Regions from separate parts of the Mus musculus genome. Here all the other regions are linked to region 2. Evidence: chromatin loops called from intact Hi-C (ENCODE). Cell type or tissue: gastrocnemius. All regions are shown on one strand. Region 1 overlaps Tbce (tubulin-specific chaperone E). Region 2 has its middle 65 kb from the start of B3galnt2. Region 3 overlaps Arid4b (AT rich interactive domain 4B (RBP1-like)). Region 4 overlaps Arid4b (AT rich interactive domain 4B (RBP1-like)). Region 5 overlaps Hecw1 (HECT, C2 and WW domain containing E3 ubiquitin protein ligase 1). Region 6 overlaps Tbce (tubulin-specific chaperone E).

Region 1 (4,000 bases), 150 kb after region 2:
AAGAAACTGAAAATCTTATTATCTTAGAAGTTACAATGTGTTTGAGGGTAGATAATGGTGCAATTAAAAAGTCAGCAATCAGCCAAACAGTGGTGGAACACGCCTTTAAGCACTTGGGAGGCAGAGGCAGGTGGATTTCTGAGTTCGAGGCCAGCCTGGTGGTCTATAGAGTGAGTTCCAGGACAGTCAGGCCTACACAGAGAAACCCTGTCTCTAAAAAATAAATAAATAAATAAAATAAATATATATATACACACACACATATATATATATATTTATGTAGAGAGAGAGAGAGAGATCAGCAATTGGCAGATCAAGGATGATGCAGGGCCAGGTCAGTTAGGACTCTGCAGAGTAAAACCGCAAAGGAATGAGATTATCTTACTTTCTTAAAACGATTCCTGTAGATTCTGTGATGCTAACTGACAAGAAGAAACTGTGACTAGTAGTTAGGGACAGTAATCTTATGAGAGACACTGCTATTTTTTTTAAACAGGTGAGTGTTGTTGAGAAATGGCTTGATGATTTGGACATATTTTGACTGTCAGAGAATTAGCTGTTATGAATACACAAAAATGCTGAGTCATAATGACTCTGAAGGTTTGGGCTGAACAAGTGTCTCAGTAGACAACTGAGATAAATACAATAGGCCAGTAAGTCACATGGCAAAGTCCTGCCAGACCCACAGGCTTATAATTGCAACTACTCTGGGGCTGAGGTAGGAAAATCAAATATTAAAGATCAGCACAGACAAGACCCTACCATGGCTGGGGGTAGAGTTTAGTGGTAGAGCAGTAACCTAGTATAAGGGAGGCCCCAGGACAAGAAAAGGAAAGGAAAGGAAAGGAAAGGAAAGGAAAGGAAAGGAAAGGAAAGGAAAGGAAAGGAAAGGAAAGGGAAAAAGAAAAAGAAGAGGAGGAAGAAAGGAGAAAACGACTAATTCTCTTTAGGGGAGTAATAGGAAGTGTACTAGTTTCGCATCAATTTGCTTTCTGTGGTCTCCTTTAACAAAAGCAAGTCAAAAGCCATTCTGGGGAGACTGATGACACTGGTAACCAAAGGTGGAGTAGGTATTGCCTTCAATATTAAAAGAAGCCAACTTCTAGCGAATCTGATTCTTTTACACTGTGACCCAATTATGAACAAAGAAAAAGTCCCCTTCATGGAACAACACAGAACACCACACTCCTCCTCAATGATGCACTGAAAATGAATCTGATTACAAATGAGGTGGATGAGGTAGGGGTAGCAATTCAGAAACCCTGCAGCAGGAAATAAACAAGGAGGAAATGGTCTGGCATGACGGACTCCAGTGGTCTCAAGGCCACTGTGGAAGAACTTTCTCTAAATCAGGGCAGATCTGGATCAGTACCTTAAACCTCTGAATATTTTTATAGACCCTAATAAAAACTATGATTTATAAAATTGTCTGCATTGGGCTGTGGTGGCCCACATCTTTAAGCCCAGAACTCTAGAGGCAGAGAGGGGAAGTTCCAAACCAACTTGGTCTACACACTAAGCTTCCAAACAGCCAGGACTATATAAAGATACCTCTAAAACCAAACCAAAACAAACAAAAGTTCCAGGTAGTGTTTACAACATCACCCGTAACATGAGTACATAGAAAAATTAAAACTAGGGCTGGAGAGATGGCTCAGTGGTTAAGACAACTAGCTACTCCTCCAGTGAACCCAGGTTCAAAACCCTGCATTCACATGGCAGCCCAAGACTATTTGTAACTCCAGTCTCAGGAGATCCAATGCCCTGTTCTGGCCTCCTGGTGCACTGCATACATGTGGTGCACATACATACCTTATATATAAAATACCCATACAGATAAAATAAAAATTAATCTTAAAAAAGAAAATTTAAAAGTAATGACATATGGGGCTGGAGAGATGGCTCAGCGGTTAAGAGCACTGACTGCTCTTCCAGAGATCCTGAGTTCAAATCCCAGCAACCACATGGTGGCTCACAACCATCCGTAACAATATCTGGCGCCCTCTTCTGGAGTGTCTGAAGACAGCTACAGTGTACTTACATATAATAAATAAATTTAAAAAGTAATGACATAAAAAGATAGTAGAAAACCTCAATGGATAGTGGACCTGGCTAACTTTCACACCAGACAAGAGAGCAGTCTTCTTATTAGCATTTATAGACCCTGTTGTCTCAACAAGCCTGTTTCTTTGGGGATGACTAAATCACACCCTAATCTTGGATTCAACTACAGCTCACAGACCAATCCCCAAATGGTAGTAAACTCTGTAAAAAATGTTATTCTGGGTCGGGCGGTGGTGGCGCACGCCTTTAATCCCAGCACTCGGGAGGCAGAGGCAGGCGGATTTCTGAGTTCAAGGCCAGCCTGGTCTACAGAGTGATTTCCAGGACAGGCAGGGATACACAGAGAAACCCTGTCTGGAAAAAAACCAAAAACCAAAAACCAAAAAAAAAAAAAACAAAAAACCTGTTATTCTGAAGGCGTGGTGAATCACAAATGTAGTCTCAGCACTCTGAGGCTGGAGGATTGCCACGGGTTCAAGGTCATCCTGCTCTAAATGTGAGTTCTGCTTCTAACAGTGAATCCTTGTTTTAAAAATTCGTAAATTTATTGATTGCCAGACTTGCTGGCTAGTACACTGAGAGGCTAAAGCAAAGCAAAAGTGTTGATGATAGTTTGAGGCCAGCCTCAGATTATTTCCCAAACCGCCTTGGATTACAGAATGAGACCCTCTCTCAAAAAGAAAAAAGAATTCTGAAATCCTGCCCGGAGAGATCTGGTCTCCCAGGAGAGCTGTTACTCCTTAGTTCACAGACGAGGCGAACACTTTTGCTGCAATAACTGCCAAAGAGGGAACTGCCAGGAGATCCGAGAGCTCAGGAACCACAAAACAAGATCCTTCTGGTCTCCATCTGCACCGGGAAGTTAGCCCTGTGGCACAGCTCTCCAGGACCAAATACCTAAACATAGTAACAGCAATCTACAGCAAACCAGTAGCCAGCATCAAACTAAATGGAGAGAAACTTGAAGCAATCCCACTAAAACCAGGGACGAGACAAGGCTGCCCACTCTCTCCCTACCTACTCAATATAGTATTCAAAGTCCTAGCCAGAGCAATTAATCCACAAAAGGAGGTCAAAGGGACACAATTTGGAAATGAAGAAGTCAAAATATCACTACTTGCAGATGATATGAGACTATATATAAGTGACCCCCAAAATTCCACCAGAGAACTCCTAAACTTCCTCTACTCGAAGGATAAACAGGATGAGGAAAAAAAAATAGGGAAACAACACCCTTCACAATAGTCACAAATAATATAGAATACCTTGGTGTGACGCTAAACAAACAAGTGAAAGGTCTGTATAACTGAAGATCTCAGAAGATGGAAAGATCTCCTATGTGCGTGGATTGGCAGGATTGATATAGTAAAAATGGCTATCTTGCAGAAAGCAATCTATAGATTCAATGCAATCCCCATCGAAATTCCAAATCAATTCTTTATAGAGTTAGAAAGAACAATTTGCAAATTCATTTGGAATAACCAAAAATCCAGGATATTGAAATAACAATAAAAGAACTTCTGGGGGAATCACCATCCATGGCCTCACGCTGTACTACAGAGCAATAGTGGTAAAAAGTGCATAGTATTAGTACTGAGACAGGCAGGAAGAGCAAAGGAATAGAATTGAAGACCTGTGGGAAGCCACATGTGCCGTTGCTGAGTGGCACTGACTACTGCTGGCCACCACGCATAAGATTGGACAAACAACCAACGTGTACATATGCAGTAAAGTTTTTTGCAAAGACACTGCCTGGCCCGGGCATGATAATGAGGTTCTGTAAGGTACTGAGAGTATAACCAATTAGATGTGAGACATGCAAATGAGGTATGATAATGAGGTTCTGTAAGGTACTGAGAGAGAGGAGCCAATCAGATGAGGAACATGCAAATGAGGCTTAGTGCATAACCAATCCGGGTGTGAGACACGCCTCTCC
Region 2 (4,000 bases):
CTGTCTTCTTTTAGGTTTGTTGAGGGATTACCTTCCTGTTTTTTCTAGGGCGTTGTTCCCGTTCTTGTATTGTTTTTTTTCTGTTATTATCCTTTGAAGGGCTGGATTCGTGGAGAGATAATGTGTGAATTTGGTTTTGTCGTGGAATACTTTGGTTTCTCCATCTATGGTAATTGAGAGTTTGGCTGGGTATAGTAGCCTGGAATTTGTGTTCTCTTAGTGTCTGTATAACATCTGCCCAGGCTCTTCTGGCTTTCATAGTCTCTGGTGAAAAATCTGGTGTAATTCTGATAGGCTTGCCTTTATATGTTACTTGACCTTTTTCCCTTACTGATTTTAGTATTCTATCTTTATTTAGTGCATTTGTTGTTCTGATTATTATGTGTCGGGAGGAATTTCTTTTCTGGTCCAGTCTATTTGGAGTTCTGTAGGCTTTTTGTATGTTCATAGGCATCTCTTTCTTTAGATTTGGGAAGTTTTCTTCAATAATTTTGTTGAAGATGTTTGCTGGTCCTTTGAGTTGAAAATCTTCATTCTCATCCACTCCTATTATCCGTAGGTTTGGTCTTCTCATTGTGTCCTGGATTTCCTGGATATTTTGAGTTAGGATCTTTTTGCATTTTCCATTTTCTTTGATTGTTGTGCCGATGTTCTCTATGGACTCTTCTGCACCTGAGATTCTCTCTTCCATCTCTTGTATTCTGTTGCTGATGCTCAAATCTATGGTTCCAGATTTCTTTCCTAGGGTTTCTATCTCCAGTGTTGCCTCACTTTGAGTTTTCTTTATTGTGTCTACTTCCCTTTTTAGGTCTAGTATGGTTTTGTTCATTTCCATCACCTGTTTGTATGTTTTTTCCTATTTTTCTGTAAGGACTTCTACCTGTTTGATTGTGTTTTTCTGTTTTTCTTTAAGGACTTGTAACTCTTTAGCAGTGTTCTCCTGTATTTCTTTAAGTGATTATTATTAAAGTCCTTCTTGATGTCCTCTACCATCATCATGAGATATGCTTTTAAATCTAGGTCTAGGTTTTCGGGTATGTTGGGGTGTCCTGGACTGGACGAAGTGGGAGTGCTGGGTTCTGATGATGGTGAGTGGTCTTGGTTCCTGTTAGTAAGATTCCTACGTTTACCTTTCGCCATCTGGTAATCTCTGGAGTTAGTAGTTATAGTTGACTCTGTTTAGAGATTGTTCTTCTGGTGATTCTGTTACCGTCTATCAGCAGACCTGGGAGACAGATTCTCTCCTCTGAGTTTCAGTGCTCAGAGCACTCTCTGCTGGCAAGCTCTCTTACAGGGAAGGTGCGCAGATATCTTGTTTTTGGACCTCCTCCTGGCCGAAGAAGAAGGCCCAAAACAGGGCCTTTCTCAGAAGCTGTGTTGCTTTGGCAGTTCCCAGAAGCTGTCAGCTTCCGTGGTGCAGACTCTCACCTGTGCAGACTAAATTCCTAAGGTCCAGGGAGGTCCGGAACCAAGATGGCGACTGCTGCTCCTGAGGCTGAGGCCGCCTCCCAAGCCAGGCGGACACCTGTCCTCTGGTCCGGAAGGTGGCCCGCCAAGGGTGATGCCTCAGCGGCTCTGTGGCTCTGTGCTTCCGCCTGTCCCAGAAGCTGTCCGGTTCTCTGGCGCACCCTCTCACCTGTTCAGACTAATTTCCTAAGTTCCACGGAGTCCCGTAACCAGGATGGTGACCGCTGCTGCTGAGGCTGAGGCCGCCTCCCCATATTTTCTTTTTAAAGTACCAGGTGATATTACTTCTTGGTGGGTTTTAAAATAATTAAATAATTTATCAGCCTGTCTCACTAGTCTTTTTGCCAGCCACTCTCTCATTAGGCTTGGTACTTATCTGCGTCTATAACCCACTCTTCTTCATCACCTTTCGGATCAGAGTTGCTTCGAAGCATCATAGATGTTTGACTTTAAGGAAGGCCAGTGCCTCCTGAGTAAGGGTTAGACTCCCCCCTGGCTTCTCTGTCTACTCTGTCCTCTACCCGCTCTTCCTCTTCACCTTTCGGATCAGAGTTGGCTTCGAGGGGTCATTTCAACTTCAAGACCAGAGCGTCTCAGATTAGGAGCATAGCTGAATTCTAACACCTGGTAAATGGCCCGTAATTTAAATCGTGGCCGCTAGGTGGTGCTAAGCAGCTGCTAAACACCTGCTAGCATATCTGAATTCTACTCCCCAGTAAATGGCCTGCAATTTAAATTACAGCCACTAGATGGTGCTAAGTGGCTGCTAAACTCCAGCTGGTTTCCGGCTGCCGACTTATGCCAACTGTCACAAAACTGTCGTGAATTGGGGTTAGTGACAGGCGGAAAGGAAATCCTTGAACTTGGGGAATAGGTTCTAGCAGCTTATTTGTATACATAGACACACACACACACACACACACACACACACACACACACACACACACACACACACGCTAAGGTTGGTTCCCATGGTTACCTGGGACCGCAGCGTGGTCTGGGGCAGTGGGCAGCAAGTGCTGCCCTGCTGGTGGCTAGGAAGCCAGGGAGCTGCGAGCATCATTGCTGCCTGGGTCCATGAGTTCCTTACAATGATTCATGAAATAATTTTTAAACTCATATAAAAACATCACTATACCTCTAAATTTATCAAGTTATCAAAGATAAGCAATTTTTCAAATAATAGTTGGAATTTCAAAAGTAGTTTGTTTGTTTTTTTTTTCATTGTGAAAAAGTCTTTATTTTAAGAAAAAAATTTAGTTAACAAAAAATTTAACAAGTTTCACTTAGCAAAATACACCCAAAAGGAAATCACAGTACAAAGAAAGCTTTAAGTCAAGGCCTCACCAATTCCTACAGTATTAGTATTGTTTCTCAATTCTCAAAACTAACTTTTAAAAAGCTTAAACTTAACCTAAAGATTTTAAATGAAAATATAAACTAGAATGAACATGAGAAATGCTTCTCTTTTGCATCAGGGATCTAGCACCTTTGGGTTCTCCAGAAAAGTACATATCCCCAGTGTGTTCACTGTGGTGTGCTTAAAGATCCACTCAACATACTTAAACTACTTAACTCAGATAACATCACTCTTAAGTATACTACCAAAAATGTTAATTGAGAAAAGCGGAAGAAAATAGTTTTAGTTTACTCAATATTACATGCTAGAAGAAAAGTTTGCATGAGAAACACTGAAGAGGTAATTTTTTAATCCAGATTTCACAAACTCATGGTGCAAAGTGGGTCCCCCAGCTTCCTCTAGAGTTATAAACTGCTCTTGACTGCTTATTGGCTGCCTGTGAAATTTTCTGATTGAAATAACTCAAATGTTCCTACAGTACTAATCATATCCACCCATGCTGTTCTGACCGCTGTAGCCGGCCCTGTAACAGCCACTCACTGACTGGCTCTCCAGGCCACTGTAAGTTGCCTGGGCAGCTGACACACCCATGCCCTGCATCACCAGGCTGCTATAAGCCCCACTGCTGGCCCCTGTTGTTCAGGAGGAGTCCTACGTATCTGTGTTACATGTTGGTCTTGTCCTTGGACATAGCTGCCACTGCTTCTTCATGAGTAGCAAACTCAACATCAGCTTCTCCCGTCACTCTTCCATCAGGACCAATCTCAATATGAACTCTCACAGGGTTGAGTGGAGAGAAGAAGTTGTAAATGTCGTTCTCCGTTGCTTTGTAGGGCAGCCCTCTCATGTGGACGCAGTGGCCGGTGGTGCTCTGCACTGTGAACTCGCTGTCTCCATATCTGTGGTCATACATTCCTGAGAGACAATAGCTGAGGTCTCTCCCAAACAGGTCAGTGGTGAAGCCATAGCCATCACTGAGGCCACTGTATTCTTCATAGCCCCCATAGCCTGAACTATAGGCACCAGACCTCATCCTATCCAGACCTGCCTGTTTCACAATGCCAATGTACCTCCGGGCTGTGCCAGGCCTGTCATAAGGCCCAGGCCTTTGCACAGACATAAACTTCAGAGGTGGATCTGAGTATGATCTAACTTCCTCCTGACTGCTCTTAA
Region 3 (4,000 bases), 280 kb after region 2:
AATAATAGAAAACCTCACACTGATAATGGGTTTTACTTCTTGACATTACCAGGGTGCCTGCTTTCTCCACTTAAGTCGCCACACTCTTCTTAGTGGTCTTCCTAAGCCGTCACACCATCCTTCAGTAGGCAAGGATTTCAGAGTTGGAATTTTTTACGAAGCATCACTGATTTTTTTTTTAAAAGACCTTATTATCAGCAGCTACATTATTACCTTTTTGGAAGTCTCAGGGCCTTACTTGTATCTTTGAAACCATAGTTGGAAACAGCAAGTGTGCTAAGAGAGAGTGCACCTATCCACTGCGCCTGAATCCAGGCAGTGAAAGACAAAGCAGAGGTCTAGATAGAGGTGTGGTCAGTGACTTAAGATTTTTATCTTGCATTCGGGAGGTACATGCAGGTGGATTTCTGAGTTCGAGGCCAGCCTGGTCTACAGAGTGAGTTCCAGGACAGCCAGGGCTACACAGAGAAACCCTGTCTGGAAAAACAAAAACAAAAAACAAAAAACAAAAAAACAAAAAAAAAGATTTTTTTTTTATCTTGCATAATTTTGGGGAGTTTAATCTGAAGCGACTATTTCAGTTTTATCCAAAATTGAGAAGTCAATTTTTAAGGCAGACCATTTAGTTGTCTTTTAGTAGTAACTTCATTAACTTTGGAATGTTTATTGTTACATATGAAATTATATGTATGAAATCCGGTTGGAGTTTGAGAAATTAGGCTCAGTTGTTTCTACTGGTGGTTTTATCAAGGGAGTCCTTGTGGTTTTTTTAGGAAAAATATAGTTGTCAGGCTTTATAGTTAAATTTATTCTTGGAGAAGAGATGTGTCTTATGGTCAGGTACCCACTGAGTACTATGAGTCCTTCAGTTTGGTCCCTGTTGTCACCTCTACACAAACACAGTGCTTAATGTTTGGGGGAAGTTCTAAGAAAACGTTTCAAATTCTCGTATCTTAATAGCATACCTCTTGTTCTGTTGTAACAGCAGTCAGTTCTGCAAGTGTGACCTGATCTGATTGCCTTTCTAATTTGAGGAAAGTATAATAAATTATAATTATAATTTATAAATTATAATAATTTATACTTTGATATATTAAAGTATATGTATGACTTTTAAAACACTGGGAAGAATATGTCAACTTAAGTCAGGAAGGAGCTCAGCGACTGAACTGGTCACTAAGGTAGTAAAGATATAGGTTTCAGAATTTCTCCTTACCAGTGCTGTGAAGTGTGGTTGTTCTGAAGCATAGACCTTGCCAGATGGTGCATGGTACCCAGAATGTTGTCTGTCCTCACAGTTGTTGGCTCTTCTGTCTTTATTGTATGGAAGTTCTCTCATTGACAGGTTGGCTGATAGTAGAAACCTCAGATTTTTATGTGGGAATATTTTATTCAGTGTTAGGCAGTTTTCATCTTACTAAATAAAGGTGTTAAGGTGGTCTTGTTCTTCCCTCAGGTGCATGCAAACTTAAATATACATTATGGAGCCTGAAGGCTGAGCCCCCTACAGGGGCAGAGAGGCTTGCTGTCTCTCAGCTGTCCTTTCCATTCTCTTTCCGAGTTACTTTGCTGGTTTCCACACAGAAGCAATTTTTCCTCTTGCTTATATTAAGTGCTTGAAATTTCATGACTGATGAATAGGATTTAGGCATTGTCCAGATTTCACAACATTCAGGCTCAATTATCTTTACTAATTGGCTTCCTAAGCAAAAGCATAGAAAATATGGAGGAAATTATTTCACACTTTAAGTGCAACTTTTTATAAAACCATATTTTCTGATTTTTAAGAAGAGATTGACTATAAAGAAAAGCAGAGTTTTGTTAGTGTTTGGGTTGCAGAAGGTAGAAAGAATATTCAGTATTTCAGTTTTGAAATTGACAGAAAGAAAGGAAGATTTTAAGTTGAGGCATTCAGATTTGTAATGACCCAGGAAGGGAAGTGAGACCTGATCCAGCAAGTCATACTGACGTTATTAAGACAGATGCCGTCTGTTCTGACCTCAAGCAGTTCTGTGCTAAGAACTTTTAAAAGAAGAATCTAACAATCTGGATGAAGACCTCTGGGGTGGATCTGCATACTTCTGCAGCATAGAGGACAGGACGGTACTTCAGCACATTTAACAGTTAATCTTAGTGAGCATGACAATGTTCCTACTGTTCTCAGCAGTAATTACCAAAGAGTGCCTTAGTGATAAACCAGCAAAAACTATTGTTGTTGTTGATGTTTCATCATGTCTGAAACTGATACAGAGGACTACAACAAATCACCATCAGTTTATTTTCTGTGACTTTAGGGGTCTCCAGTGTTATTGTGTACACTAACATGTAAGGAAACGTTAGACATGAAGCTTTATGCATAGAGGTTCATGAGAATGGCTTTATTGGCATTCACGCTGTTCACAATAAGCAGGCTTTAGCACTTTGTGTATGAAGCTATTTATGTCTATTTTATCCGATTTTCTGTAAGAAAAAGGAAATAAGAATATTTTAGTTTTTAAAAGTGTTATTGTTGATTTCTGTATTTTTCTTTCTCCTCAGATGCATAAATTTAAGTATTGTTCATATCCCAGTTTATAGTATAAAACATGTTAACAAAAATTATATAAGCATTGGAGAGTGTTCTTTGCCACAACAAGGAAGAATGAAAAGTTTTTTATTTAAATTTACTTCAAGTAAATTTGGAGCTCTTGAACCCAAACCACAAATGATATAATAGCAGTAGTGAGTTTTTCTGATACAGTGATTGTAAGTTACTGCTAACTGATAGAGAATCACCATGCATAGGAGGCTTGGAGTGGGTTAAATCAATGTACGAATGATTTTTAATCCTTCCAAAAATAACATGCAGTCTAGAAAAATAAATACAAATAAAATTAATGGCTTAAAATTAAAATTACAGTGCTTTTGAAAATATGGCTTTGTAAAATTTTAAGAATTATATTCCTGTGGGTGGTCTATAACTTGGAGTTACAGAGGGCTGTGAGTTGCCCAACATGTGTGTCAGGAACTGAGCTTGGATTCTCTGGAGGGAGTAGTATGCAATTTTAACCACTAAGCCATCTCTGTAGCATCACTGACTTGTGATATATAGTACATGAACCTTAAGTGAGCCCTTATTCCCTTTTTTTTTAATTCCTTTTTTTTTTTAAATTCCTTTTTTCTGTTCACTTTCTTATTTTTTTAGCAGACTATTTTACATTCTGTTTTTTAATTACCACTCCCCTGCTTTCCTGTCCTCACTTTCAGCTGGTAACTTGAATTTTACATCTGATTGGAAAATTGAAACAAGAAAAAATATTTTACTGATTTATACTAATTTCTTGCTTTCACCTACAATCAGGCTGTGTATTTGTCACCTCTAGTCATAAGTTAATATCATGCTCCTGTCTAGATGTTGTCCTGTTTTCTCATTTATGGGTAAGCCCACTCAGATAGCCCCTCGTCCCATATTTTTAGTATAGTTATCTATCAGGGCTACTGGGTTTGGCATCCTGTCTTAACCAGTAATGTTACATCCAGCTGGTCACTCCTATGACACTCCGCTTGTATCTGGCTGCCGCAGCTGCATCTGTTTGCTTTTTTTGTTTTTTGTTTTTTCTCTTACTTTTCTACCCTTAATTATCTTGTGCTTTATTTCTTATTTGTATTTGGAAATTTTCTCTTTAATTTTTTGTTTTGTCTTCTGCTAACTACTGTAGTTTGTTACTTTATGTTGCTGTTTTCCTAACTAATCATAATAATATGATTCATATAATGGCGTTCTCAGGGCTCAGGAGTATAACTTCTCTTTAGAACACTGAGCTAGTCTTTGTTAGCAACTGAGAGATTCAGTTCCATTGGGAATCCTCATTTCTTAGGACTTTCTTTTTTCTCTTGTTCTTTTAAAATTACTGAACTGTTCCTTTTCAGCTTAGTTTTCTAGTTCTTTTTTTAGACTAGTCTACCCTTGTTTTGTTGTACCTGAGTGTATTCCATTTAGTGGAATTAGTGTGCTGAGGAA
Region 4 (4,000 bases), 290 kb after region 2:
ATCTATGCCTCCTAAATGCTGGAATTAAAGGCGTGGACCACCATGTCCAGCTGTTCTGACAGTATTTTTAAAACACCTGTTTCTGTGTGCTTTTTTTTTTTTTTTTTTTTTTTTTAGCTAAAGGTATGGCTGGGTATATATTACTATGTGCATAAAGTATTTTTTTGAAAGCTGGGTTTCAGAAGATCTGTCGAAGTGGGCATAATAACCATTTTATAGACCAACGGTCTGCTGCTTTATTATCACCAAATGATTTGCCAACACAGCCAAACAAAAGTCAGAAAGCTTTTCAGAGCTTGTAGTTTTCTCTGGTGAGAGCAAGTAGTCAGCTGTCTCTGAATGGTTTCCTTTTGCAATGTGTCAGTATTGTCAACATATTAAAAAGGTCACATCCGACATGACGTCTTCTTTCAAAAGGTTCGTATCATTACCGTGCAATTACTATTTTGCATTGTCTTCTAGGTTAAATTGTATGCTCCTTGCAGATAAGTGCTACATTGTAACTTTATGCTGAATGCATTGATATGTATTGAATAAATACGCTTTTCTATATAATTTTGACCATTTTTTTCAGGCCACAAGACATGTGAATCTTTTATATTAAGTACTTTTAGTATGTGTCTTCTCAGATTAGGCATTTGTATTTGCCTAGCAGTTTAGATGTATATCAGATGCTTATCAAGGTTCTATGTACAAAATTATTATATAATTACTAATAATGGAATTGGAAAGCTGAGGCTAACCAGTCCTTCTTTTTCTTCCTTTTTTGGTAGTACTAAGGCTCAATTCTAGAGCCTTGCTTATACTGACAAAGTGTTTAACCCCTGAACTATACTGCTTAATTAAAACAATCAGGCCTAATTTGTTTACTATTTGTTTTAACTTTTTAAATATGTTCTTGAATAGGAAAAACACAAGACAACAAAAGTCCTCTTCGCTTCTGTCCTGTCTTTTCTTGCAATGAAGAGGCCATTGTTGTTCCTTGGTACTTTTTAGTAAAGGTAAAGGCAGATGGGTGTGTGAGCCATCCAGTCAGTCTCTCTGCTTTCATATAGCCATAAGACTGTGCTTGAACCTCAACATCATGAAGCATGCTGACTGATGAACAGGAATACAGTAATTTGACAGGGTTCATCTGAACAACTGTTACATAGAGTTGCTGTTGTAATCCTAGTGTTCTCTGCTCAGTGGAGATCCATATTCGAATGCATATCCTTGATTCCTTGTATTGTGATTCTCTTCTAAAGTCACTATGACATTTTCACCCATACTTTGTTCTTACTGGTATTACTCTTCCATTCTCCCCCTTATCCTGTCTCTTCCTTCTCTTTCTCATGTTGCTCCCCATTAAGATATATGCTCATGATTACCATTCCAGTTTCATGATCTACACTCACAACTCTACATACATCTATCTAAAACTTAAAGTCTAGAGTCTGCATATTTGAGAAACCACGAAGTTGTTTTTTGTTTTGTTTTGTTTTTCTGAACCGCTCTTATTTCATTTACCATAATGATTTCTGGTTATCCATTTTCCAGCATGTGTAATGATTTTATTTTTATTTATAGCTTGATAAAATTTCATTACACACACACACACACACACACACACATATATATATATATATATATATATATATATATATATAAAAAATGTATGTCACATTTTCATCATCCATTCACCTGTTAATGGATAATTAGGTTGCTCCCATTTCCTAATTATTTTGAATGGTTGGTATCCTATGTGATTTTTTTTTTTTTTTTAGCCTATTTTTTTCTTCACTCTTTTCATGTGTCTGTGTGTATGTATGTGAATGCAGATGCCCTTGGACTCTGTCTATGTACCTCTTATTTGCTGAGCTATCTTCCAGTTCCCTCCTATTGATTCTTAAAACAATAAATAACTCGGGGGAGCCCTCCTGTACAGGGAGAATCATGATAGTCAAGAGGATAAGGCTGTTATACACTTGCAGTATATTCTTTTATTCTTATTTGTTAATGTTGGTGTTTTCTGAGACAGAGTCTCTCTCTGTATCCATACTAGCTCAGAGCTCTTTATTTTCCTGTTTTGGCCTCCTAGGTGATAGATTATAGGTGTTCTTTAATGTGTTCAGCTCCAACATTCAGGTATTTTTTGTTTTTGATACAGGGTTTCACTATGTAGCGCTTAGCTTGCCTGAAACTCAATTTGTAGACCAGAGTGACCTTAAACTCAACAGAGATCTACCCACCTTTGCCTCCCCCTTGTGTTGAGATTAAAGACATGCATCACAATATCCAGCAATTCTAGTATCCTTTAAAGTTGTATTTTGAGGGATGAATAAATGTTCTATCTAATAAGGTATCTCAGTGGGAAAAAAATTAAAAATATTTTGCTTTTCTATTTCTTTTTTTTAATATTTATTTATTTATTTATTTATTTATTTATATGTAAGTACACTGTAGCTGTCTTCAGACACTCCAGAAGAGGACATCAGATTTTGTTACAGGTGGTTGTGAGCCACCATGTGGTTGGTGGGATTTGAACTCAGGACCAATTGGGACTCTTAACCGCTGAGCCATCTCACCAGCTCCTGCTTTTCTATTTCTTAGTTGAAATTTTTCTCATTTTTGCCACTTCTTTTTAAAAACATTGGGCTTTTTGTAGTGTTAGAAGATATTTGAATTCTCAATAATCTCTACACCAGAGTGAAAAGCAGGAAGGTCAGGAATCAAGGTCAGTCTCGGCTACATAGCAAATTCTGGCTAGTCCACACTACATTGAAACAGTGTCTCAGTGCAAAACTGATATTCAGAGCAGGTTCCCAGACAACCAGGGCTACACAGAATGAAGCAAAACAAAGAAAAGATATTTGAACTGGAACTCAATTTCCTGTTTTCTGTCTGCACCAAATATCCACTTCCATTATCTTTAAAATGAGTGTATTTTTGTCTCTTTTTAGCATATATTAGTAATAGTATCTATAAGTCTTAATTTCATGTAGCCTAAGCAGAGTGCACTGCAGCTTTTGTTGTAGGTCTGAGTACCTTTCACTTAGTTGGTCTTCCCATTGCCGTCTGATAAGGATGTTACTGCTGCTTAACCTCTTTCACATACGCATGGAGGGCTTTGACATCATTGCTGGCTTGAGTTTGGTTCTACTTTTAAATTTATTTATTATTCGCGAGGAGTATGTTTGCGGGATGTGCATGCCACAGTGTGCATGTAAAAGTTAAAGGACAACAATTTGGAGCTATTTCTCTCATTCCACATTTACTGGGTTCTAGAGGTGGAACTCAAAGTTTTCAGTCTGCATGGCAAGTATTTTTACTTGCTGAGCCATCTTTCTGGCCCCTTGTGACAGGATTTTGCTGTGTTGCCCAGGGTGGCCTTGAATTCCTAGGCTCAAATGATTCTCCTCCTCTCAGGTATCTGAAACTCTAGGTACATCTAGAATCCTATTCATTCTTATAAAACTGTGATATCTCTAGGAAATGTTAGACTGGGGAGCTGGTACTCTACCACTCAGGGATCCTTTGTCCCTAAATGGCTTTCTTAAGCATAATGCAGTGTTTTGATGCTGCTGTGATAGGCAAAAATGTACTGTAATGCTAAGTGTATACTACTGTATCAGGCTAAGTACCAAAGGAAAAGCAATACTTGGTTTGCAGCTTTCTCAGGTATTATACATTTGAGCCTTAAAACACATATATGGCATGTGGGTTTAGTTTTCATTTACTAATGTGTTAGACTGCTGATGTTGTGAATGGTTCAATCAGTGGGACACTTATAGAGACACTGATATGTGTCCAGAATGCATCCTATAACTCATTATCTCTTTTATGGCCACCATCAGGTTTAGCCAGGAGGAGTCTTGGTGTGCTACAATGTGGAGCTGAGTCAGCAGTTTCATACTGGCCTGTGAAACACTCGCCTGAGGGTTGCTTTAGATGCTTGTAGGACTTCTGTTTGTCATAACGTGAAAACATGTTTAATCAAATGATGACTTGTATAATTAAA
Region 5 (4,000 bases), 420 kb after region 2:
CTCTTTCTATTTACTCGATTGTTGTACCATATGTCTTTCAGAAGACTGAACAAAGAAATTAGTAACAACAACAACAACAACAACAACAACAACAACAACAACACCTAACCAGGGTTGTTAGTACATGTGATAGAAAAAGCAGAATGGACACAATTAAAATTACTGATTAAAATGTGTGTATGCATTTAAGAAGAAAGGAGCCAGTAAGTAGTGGGATGGCCAATTGAAAGATGTCTTCAAATTATAGCATGGCCACTATATATTTAAATTTACTGCAGCTGTCATTGTCTACACAAGACTTACTAAAGATTGGGCCCATCCATAGGTCATCATGGGTCAGGGAGGATCCCACTGGGGAAAGGGGGTTTCACATCATTTTCTTTACTTATGGATCCACTGATAACTTGTTCTTGCTCTAGGAAGCATCCTTCCACCTACCACTAGCCAAGAAACTCAGTGGACCACACATACAGATTATATGGAAATAGGATGGGAGCCTATTGTAAAGAAATGTTCTAGAGAAAGACAGAAAGAGACATAGACAGAGACATAGAGAGAGAGACATACACACAAGAGAGAGAGAGAGCAGGGCAGGAAATTTAAATGGTTAAAATGCATTGTGTACATGTGTAAAATAAATTAAATAAGGATGTATGATATCTATGTTGCCAAAAATCGCTGAGACCTGATAGAATAAGAATTTAAATATTTGCTTGCCTAGACTGAAACTGGGCCTTTTTTGGCAAATGTGTTACCAACCCAATTCAAATGGAAGTGGGTTACTGGGATTTCACTGTGGTACTTGAATATGTTGTTAGGGGTACAGAAAGTAGAAGCCAACTTCATGCTTCTAAAACATCATTATTGGCATCTTAATTTGATTAGATTTAAAGAATTAAGATCTCAGGAAAATAAGGCTTGACACATGGTAAAAATAATATGCTCTTGGGCTTTGTGAACAAGAAACTCACCAGAAACCTCTTTGTGTCTTTGGTTAAACTGAATTTTATCTGAAATGCCCAAGACTCACTTGAAATGGATTGTGACCATTTGCCATGTTTTATTTATAAGTGACAAATCCTTAAAACACCAACAGATAAACATTGCTTAACCACACAGGAGTCTGTGTCTTCTGAGATTCCTGCTGGGAGGCTTCGCTATCCCCTTAACTCAGGCCTCTGATTCCTTCAACTTGTTCTCCCATATTTTGCTGTTCTCTTATCTGTGAGACATGTGGCTATCCCATGAGGCAGGGTAGGGACTTGCACACTTCTGTCACATAAAATGCCACCTCTAGTGCTCTGATACCTAAGCTTGATTGGGATGATTCTGCTTCCGAGTCACTCCCACCACCACCTCCTCCTCCTCCGTCTGGTATTTGCTCAGAGTTTTGATTGCCAGAATCTTCTTCAGCTCTCTCTGTTGCCATGGTCCTCTGGATGTTTTGATACCTGTACATTAGAAATTGGAAAGACCATAACCAATTTGTGTTTGGTAATGCTTTGAATAAAGCAGTTGGAAAAAAATTGTAAAACACTGTGTTGGAATCAGAAGTGTCTACAATTCCAAGAAGACTTCCAGAACAATTAATAAGACAACTATAAGATAACTAAGTGCACAGAGAGGAGAGAGGAGCACACCCTCCATGATGATGGGTGTACAGTGGAGATGAGACGAGGACTAAGTCTACTGTGACCTATGTGGCAATTTTTTCTTTAAAACTTTTATGGAAACTATCCTTGGAATGTTAACTATTTTGAGTTAGGTATCTTTGGAAACATCTCATGATGGACATGAACTAGTCTTCCAAAAATTCTCACATGGAGATCCTCACATCCTTGGTAAATGTCTTGGGAGATGGGGCCAAAATTAAAGAATTTCTGATTTCTGGCTTGTACCAGTAAGACAGTTTGAAGAACCCTATCTTTAAATGCCATTCAAGCTTAATGTGCTCTCTGTCACTAACTTCCAAACCCAGCCTTCAAAATACTGGGAACAGCTTGCTTAACGTAATTAATTTTGTTCAGTTTCCTTATAATGAACTGGAAAACAGAAGAGGGATGTCTTTCCATCCTTACCAGGCTTATAGGATCTCATTCTGAACCAATCACCAACCTTCTGTTAAGCTGCTCCATCTGGTGGACAGACCCGGATCTGATCATTCCATCGGGGGTAGGGGCCATCGATGGTCGCTGCCAGGTGGTTGTGCGATTTATATGGTCCACATAAAAGACCCGTCCATGGCTGTCAATTCGAGCCTCCCAGTCTAATGTTTAATAATAGGACAAGAAAAGTCAAGAAGGGACTACTGACCTATGTGTACAAATTCTGCTTCCAGGTCTTCTGAAGATAGCACTCACTAGTGACTCATTATGAAGGCCCTCCCATCCCTCTTGCCCTTGCCCTCTAGCACTTACCATGACTGCTGGACAAGAGTGGGAATTAGCTTTCTAGAAAGGAGCTAATACATTCAGACTCTCTACTTTGCCATGATAATTGTGGTTCCTTGAGTAGGATGCATGCTTAAATTTATTAGTGTCTAAAGGAAAGTTGCTTACTGCTTTAAAAATATTGCTGGTTATTCAAGAAATGGGTGCAGAAAATTGAGCAAACCCTGCAGTAAGTGTTAGTGTTGTGAATCAGCTCTTCATTCAGGCTAATAGAATGTGGCTAGGGGCAGTCACAACAGCTCTTGTGTTCAAACCCCTTTTAACTTAGTTCTGAAGCAGTGCACCTGCAACTTTGAAAAGTATCTTGCTAATGATTTATTTTTCTTTTATGTGCATTGGTGTGTGGGTGTCAGATCCCTTGGAACTGGAGTTGCAGACAGTTGTGGGTTGCCATGTGGGTGCTGGGAATTGAACTCCAGTCTTTTGGAAGAACAGACAGTGCTCTTAACCCACTGAATCATCTCTCCAGCCCCAAAAGCTTCTTTCAAAACTGAGCAGGCTCAAGCAATTGCATTTCCTTTTAAGAGGGTGGATGGAAGAATTGATAACTACAGTTTCAAAATAGCCATGTAATAAAATGTGAAGCCACAATAATCAAACAATTCAACAAACACCAAGCTGGAGGGAGGAGAGGAAGGGAGAAAGTGATGAAATTATATTTTAATTAAAACTATATTTTAAAATGTGTAAAAGATAAAAAGATAAAATCTTTTAAATTATTTTTTTTTAATTTTGAGATTATAATTACATATTTCCCCCCATTCCTTTCTTCTCTCAAACTCTCCCATATACCTCATCTTGGTCTTTTTAAAAATTTTGGCCTTTTATCATTAGTTGTAGTTACATACATATATGAATATGTATGTATATATATGTATGGTAGATATATAACATTGTTGCTAAGTAGCCATCACATAGAGCATAGGGACTCAAGGCGGAGGTATAGATGACTAGGGGATGTCCATGTAAGTTGAAGTGAGTTGAAATCCATGAAGAAACCCTTGACACTGAGAGTTAAGTGTGATTTATGTTTATCTGAGCTAGGCATATAAGAGCAATGCTACACAGGAATGAACAAAACGTCTGTGCTCTACAGATAGAAATGTGGTAGAAATAACACCAATATGCTCTTGTGCTGAAAATGCTAAAGATATACTAAACTTAATTTCAAAAGGAAGAAAACCATTTGGCTTAAGTGAGAGAAGACAATTTTGGGACTGGTTTAGATGTTATCTTGAAAACTCATGAGTTAGGTAATGATATAGTGACTCTCAAGTTTTAAAGGGAAGATAAATTTGGTGTCCTTATGCTTTTGTATGTATATGACATATCTGTTTGAAAACATAGTGTCAAATGTCTAATCTAGAAAGTTGTCAATGACCAATGAAAGTCCAAATACCAGAAAATCTAAAATTTAATGTATATGAGAGATGGAAGGAAAAATGTAGTTGAACTGCAGAAGTATATTCTAAGAAGACTTCCCTAAAGTAGGTTATTAGATAATTCAGATATCAACTATTAGAAAAATAACCAATTTAATGATGATCTTA
Region 6 (4,000 bases), 110 kb after region 2:
CTGTGGGGACCCATCCTAGGGCAGTGGATATATGAACCTGAATAGCATTAGCTATGTCTTTAACAAGTACCTGTGATCATTAATTAGACAGTATAGGAGAACCACCACCCCAAAGTGCTGTGATGGAAATTATGTGAACCTGCTCTTTCAGAACAGCTTTCTGTACTTTGAAGCTGCAGTAAGTCTATTTCACAGCTGCTTTTTGGAGTTTAAGAATCATGAATGGCACTGGCCAGGTAGTGGTGGTGGCGTATGCCTTTAACCCCAGTACTCAGGAGGCAGAGGCAAGTGGATCTTGGAGTTGGAGGTCAGGGATACAGAGAAACCCTATCTCGAAAAACCAAACCAAACAGATCATGGCACTGTCTTCATCTGCGATGGGGTATTTATTTTCAAGTAAAGTCCTTGACACAAGCGCTGTGACACCTTGGTGGTCTTCCTGTTGACTCACTGACTAACTCAGGGCAGACAGCACACAAAGCATGGAATGCTGGACAGAGGCAGTCTTGTGCTGCGTGAGATAGAACTGGACCACACTGCTTAGAATGCTATGCAATTAAAACAATGAATTTTTGGTTTCTGGGATTCTCCATTCAATGTATGGGCTGAGGTAGACTAAAGGTAACTGAAAGTACAGAAGAGGAGGAACTACTGTCCTTCCCCACTGTACTTGGCCAACTGCTGTTTGTTTCTCTGCACACACTTGGCAGTAAGAAGCTAAACTTCATATACCTACAGGCTGCTTAGAGCCTTCTCTTCACCCTCAAGCAACTCAGAATTTACCTAGATCAGCCAGGAAACTGAACCAGTTAATTGAGTAATTTGAAAGCAATTCGCGTAGGCAGTTTGTCTTCCTCAAATAATATTCCAGCTGAAACATTAATGCAGTGAGCTGCTGGTATTAGGAAATATATGAAAAGAAAAATGGCTCAAATGTGAACCATGGAATGATAAAAATGATGTCACAACAAAATAGAAAATACATTGGTACATAACGCCAATCCTTTGCTTTAAAGCCTGGGGCCCAATTAGAGTGCTGATTTAACCCTTGTGAAATGCTGAATGCCAGACAATACAGCATATGACCTTAGGATGGGGACTTGGGAAGAATGATAGCTTATTTATGAGCTTGCAACACTGAGAGCTTTAGAAAATACCAGTGCTTGTGATGACCTTGGAGTACTGCCAACTTTTAAAGAGCCAATCCCCCTCCTCCCTGCAAAGCGTAGGTCTCCAGGGAACACATGTTGACACTGCCAATTTAGTATGTTTTCTCCTTTTTTTTCACATATATATTTATTTATTTTTAGATATTTTCTTTATATTTCAAATGTTATCTCCTTTCCTAGTTTCCCCTCTGAAAACCCCCTATTCCCTCCCCCCTCCCCCTTGCTCCCCAACCCACCCACTCCTGCTTCCTGGCCCTGGCATTCCCCTATACTGGAGCATAGAACCTTCACAGGACCAGGCGTCTCTCCTCCCATTGATGACCGACTAGGCCATCCTCTGCTACATATATAGCTAGAGCCAAAAGTTCCATCATGTGTTTTCTTTGATTGGTGGTTTAGTTGCAAGGAGCTCTGGGGGTACTGGTCAGTTCATATTGATGTTTTCAACTAGTTGATATAGCCCCAGGAAAGTGCCCAGAGCCCTTTCAACAGGGGAACAAAGAGCCCCCAAAACAGAAGACAAAGCAGAGTCTTCTGCACTGCCACGTCAGCCCTGTGGACATCCAGCTGGAGTCCGCACAGGCTACCTGGACGTACTGCAGCAGAGAAGCTGGTATCTAGGATGGGCTGAGAGAAACGCTGCATTTGGCCTGTTTTTGTCTGGATCTGGGTGTCCACCAGCCTTTCTCCATTCATTTCCAAAGGCTTTTCGATAATCTAGCTCAGCTCCACGCCTTTCCTCTGGAAGAATCTGCATTGATGTGAAATAGAAATATGTCTTTTACAGCATCTTCTAGTGAGGTACTCTGATTTTACCCAGTCCTTCGGTGCCCGTGCACAAACAACAAAAAGGGGAGGAGTGGTTATTACACTTTCTACCTACTTCCCCCCTCCCCCGCCTCCCCTTTTAGAACTGAGGACCAAAGAAACCCAGGACCTTAAAGAGCTGATGCAGAACTGTAAGGCATTCAAGGCCAGCCCTGATCAGGGACTCTAGTCTCAAAACAAAATTGAAAATGGCCATTATATAACACTGAAGACTTACTAACATTACATCCCCATGTGCTTGCACAGTCTTCTAAAAAACTAATAACCAGGGCCAGCAAGATGGCTCAGCAGTTAAAACACTTGCCCTGAAGCCTAGACCATTGTTTAGTTCCTCAGATCTGCATGGAAGGAGAACAACTCCTGCCAAGTTGTCTTCTGGTCTTTATATGCCCACTAGTATGCATGACCCCCTCTCTCCCCACAAACAAGACTTATTGTTATTTTATTATTTTGGTGCATTTACGTTTTCGCTAACATGCCTGTAGTATCTGAGGAAGCCAGAAGAGGGCATTCGATCTCTTGGAACTGGAGTTAGAAACACTATGGGTCACTATGTGGATCCACTGCAACAACAAATGCTCTTTCCACCCCCCATTTTGAAATTTTCACGATAATATCTGCACTAGGTGCCTAGGGTCACCTCTCTTGGTGTGAGCTACAATAGCTGGCTTCCTCTAGGAAAGTTCAGGTTGTGCCTAAGATATCCAAGCCTCACTTTTGGAGGAAACAAGGACAGAAAAGACATGCTCTGGGCCTTGGATCTTTCTGCCTTCTTTCCAAGGACATGGGATAAAGTGCCTCACACTTCCCCACTGCTCCTTAAATGACCATCGCTCAGGCAGCAAAGAAGACTGATTGGGTGCCGACCTCTACCTTCCAAGGAGCTGGCAAAGAATATCGACAAGCGAAATGCTCCTGTTCGCCACTTTATACTATCCAAATGTAACCTGCTTTTACCTACCTACCTACCTTCCTATCTATCTATCTATCTATCTAATGTATGTGAGTACACTGTAGCTGTTTTCAGACACACCAGAAGAGGGCACCAGAAGAGGGCATTGGATCCCATTACAGATGGCTGTGAGCCACCAAGTGGTTGCCAGGAATTGAACTCAGGACCTCTGGAAAAGCAGTCAGTGCTCTTAACCACTGAACCATCTCTCTAGCCCTTTCTTTTACATTTCTTATAATTTGTTTTCTAGTCTTAAAAAATTTTTCTTTTACCTAGTGCCACGGCACTCCTGTAGTCCTAGCTACTCTGGTGGCTGAATCAGAAAGATTACTGAGTCCAGAAGTTGAGGCCAGTAGAGGTAGCAATAAGCCTTCCGCTCCAGCACTAAAGCAAAGGGCAGGTAGGGCCACTGCTCACCTGGCACCTGTTCAGGGTCCTCAGCTGAGCAATCTTGGCGATAATGATCTCCTCTGCTTTGTCCGCTTTGCTCAAAGGGTTTCTAGTGCAGGACAGGGCCTGCAGGCTCTGCAGTTTATCCAGCTCGTTGATAAATGACCACTGAAGCAACAAAGGAAAGAAACCCATCAGGTCCACATTTCATTTGACTTGGCCTAGCAAAAATAAAAGTACAGTTGCCTAGCTCTCATCTGAGGTGTAAGATACATCATATACCAACCCTACCTGGAAGGACTTTTACTACCCAGCATACCATATGAACTCACTGACAGTCCACATCTGTATAAGTAAGATAACTTTAACCCTAACCTGGTTTACTTTTGAAAAGTTTTCCTCTGAGGAAGCACTTTGCTTTTGGTTTAATGTTTTTTAAGATTTGTTTTTATTTAATATGTTTGGACATTTTTTGTCATATGCAGTTAGCAAGGAGTCCAGAAGAGGGTGTTGGCAGGGAATTGAACCCCAGTTGGCTGCAACAGTAGCCAGTATTCTTAACCACTCAGTGCCATCTCTCCAGGCCCCTAGTTTAACCTTTTTGGCAGAAGGAGCCTTTGTGTGCAAGTGGAGACAAGCATATTGTGCCCTGCTTGCTGAG

The links. Hi-C counts contacts between places; a loop is a spot of excess contacts. Peaks named below come from ENCODE experiments on the same cell type or tissue, not always from the same donor. Only the 100,000 strongest peaks of a DNase experiment are listed, where the experiment ranks them.
Region 1: it touches region 2 in a loop (4-fold over the local background); 2 of 42 quality-filtered maps call a loop at or near these places.
Region 3: a loop joins it to region 2, with 8 times the contacts of the local background. A loop is called at or near these places in 14 of 42 quality-filtered maps.
Region 4: a loop joins it to region 2, with 19 times the contacts of the local background. A loop is called at or near these places in 15 of 42 quality-filtered maps.
Region 5: it touches region 2 in a loop (9-fold over the local background); 3 of 42 quality-filtered maps call a loop at or near these places.
Region 6: a loop joins it to region 2, with 3 times the contacts of the local background. A loop is called at or near these places in 3 of 42 quality-filtered maps.

The regions. Positions count from the first base shown.
Region 1 is chr13:14,033,539-14,037,538 of GRCm38, forward strand. The region is part of intron 1 of Tbce (tubulin-specific chaperone E); the gene reads right to left. Among named protein-coding and RNA genes, the nearest start is that of Tbce, 4.1 kb to the right of the region's middle. In gastrocnemius, a CTCF peak has its summit at 2,040 (motif pointing left); no DNase peak of the experiment used is centred here; H3K27ac peaks cover 1,980 bases.
Region 2 is chr13:13,887,450-13,891,449 of GRCm38, forward strand. It overlaps the pseudogene Gm7446. Among named protein-coding and RNA genes, the nearest start is that of B3galnt2, 65 kb to the right of the region's middle. In gastrocnemius, no CTCF peak of the experiment used is centred here; a DNase peak (open chromatin) is centred at 2,210; H3K4me3 peaks cover 417 bases; H3K27ac peaks cover 249 bases.
Region 3 is chr13:14,170,449-14,174,448 of GRCm38, forward strand. The region is part of intron 17 of Arid4b (AT rich interactive domain 4B (RBP1-like)); the gene reads left to right. Among named protein-coding and RNA genes, the nearest start is that of Gm26129, 85 kb to the left of the region's middle. In gastrocnemius, no CTCF peak of the experiment used is centred here; no DNase peak of the experiment used is centred here.
Region 4 is chr13:14,175,993-14,179,992 of GRCm38, forward strand. The region is part of intron 17 of Arid4b (AT rich interactive domain 4B (RBP1-like)); the gene reads left to right. Among named protein-coding and RNA genes, the nearest start is that of Gm26129, 91 kb to the left of the region's middle. In gastrocnemius, a CTCF peak has its summit at 2,245 (motif pointing left); no DNase peak of the experiment used is centred here.
Region 5 is chr13:14,304,668-14,308,667 of GRCm38, forward strand. It overlaps Hecw1 (HECT, C2 and WW domain containing E3 ubiquitin protein ligase 1), which reads right to left. Exons shown (of 29, transcript NM_001081348.3): 12 at 2,116-2,266; 13 at 1,309-1,451. Among named protein-coding and RNA genes, the nearest start is that of Gm30893, 220 kb to the right of the region's middle. In gastrocnemius, a CTCF peak has its summit at 2,155 (motif pointing left); no DNase peak of the experiment used is centred here.
Region 6 is chr13:14,001,777-14,005,776 of GRCm38, forward strand. Tbce (tubulin-specific chaperone E) reads right to left here. Exons shown (of 17, transcript NM_178337.3): 12 at 3,367-3,507; 13 at 1,767-1,920. Among named protein-coding and RNA genes, the nearest start is that of Tbce, 36 kb to the right of the region's middle. In gastrocnemius, CTCF peaks have their summits at 2,490 (motif pointing right) and 3,018 (motif pointing right); a DNase peak (open chromatin) is centred at 3,078.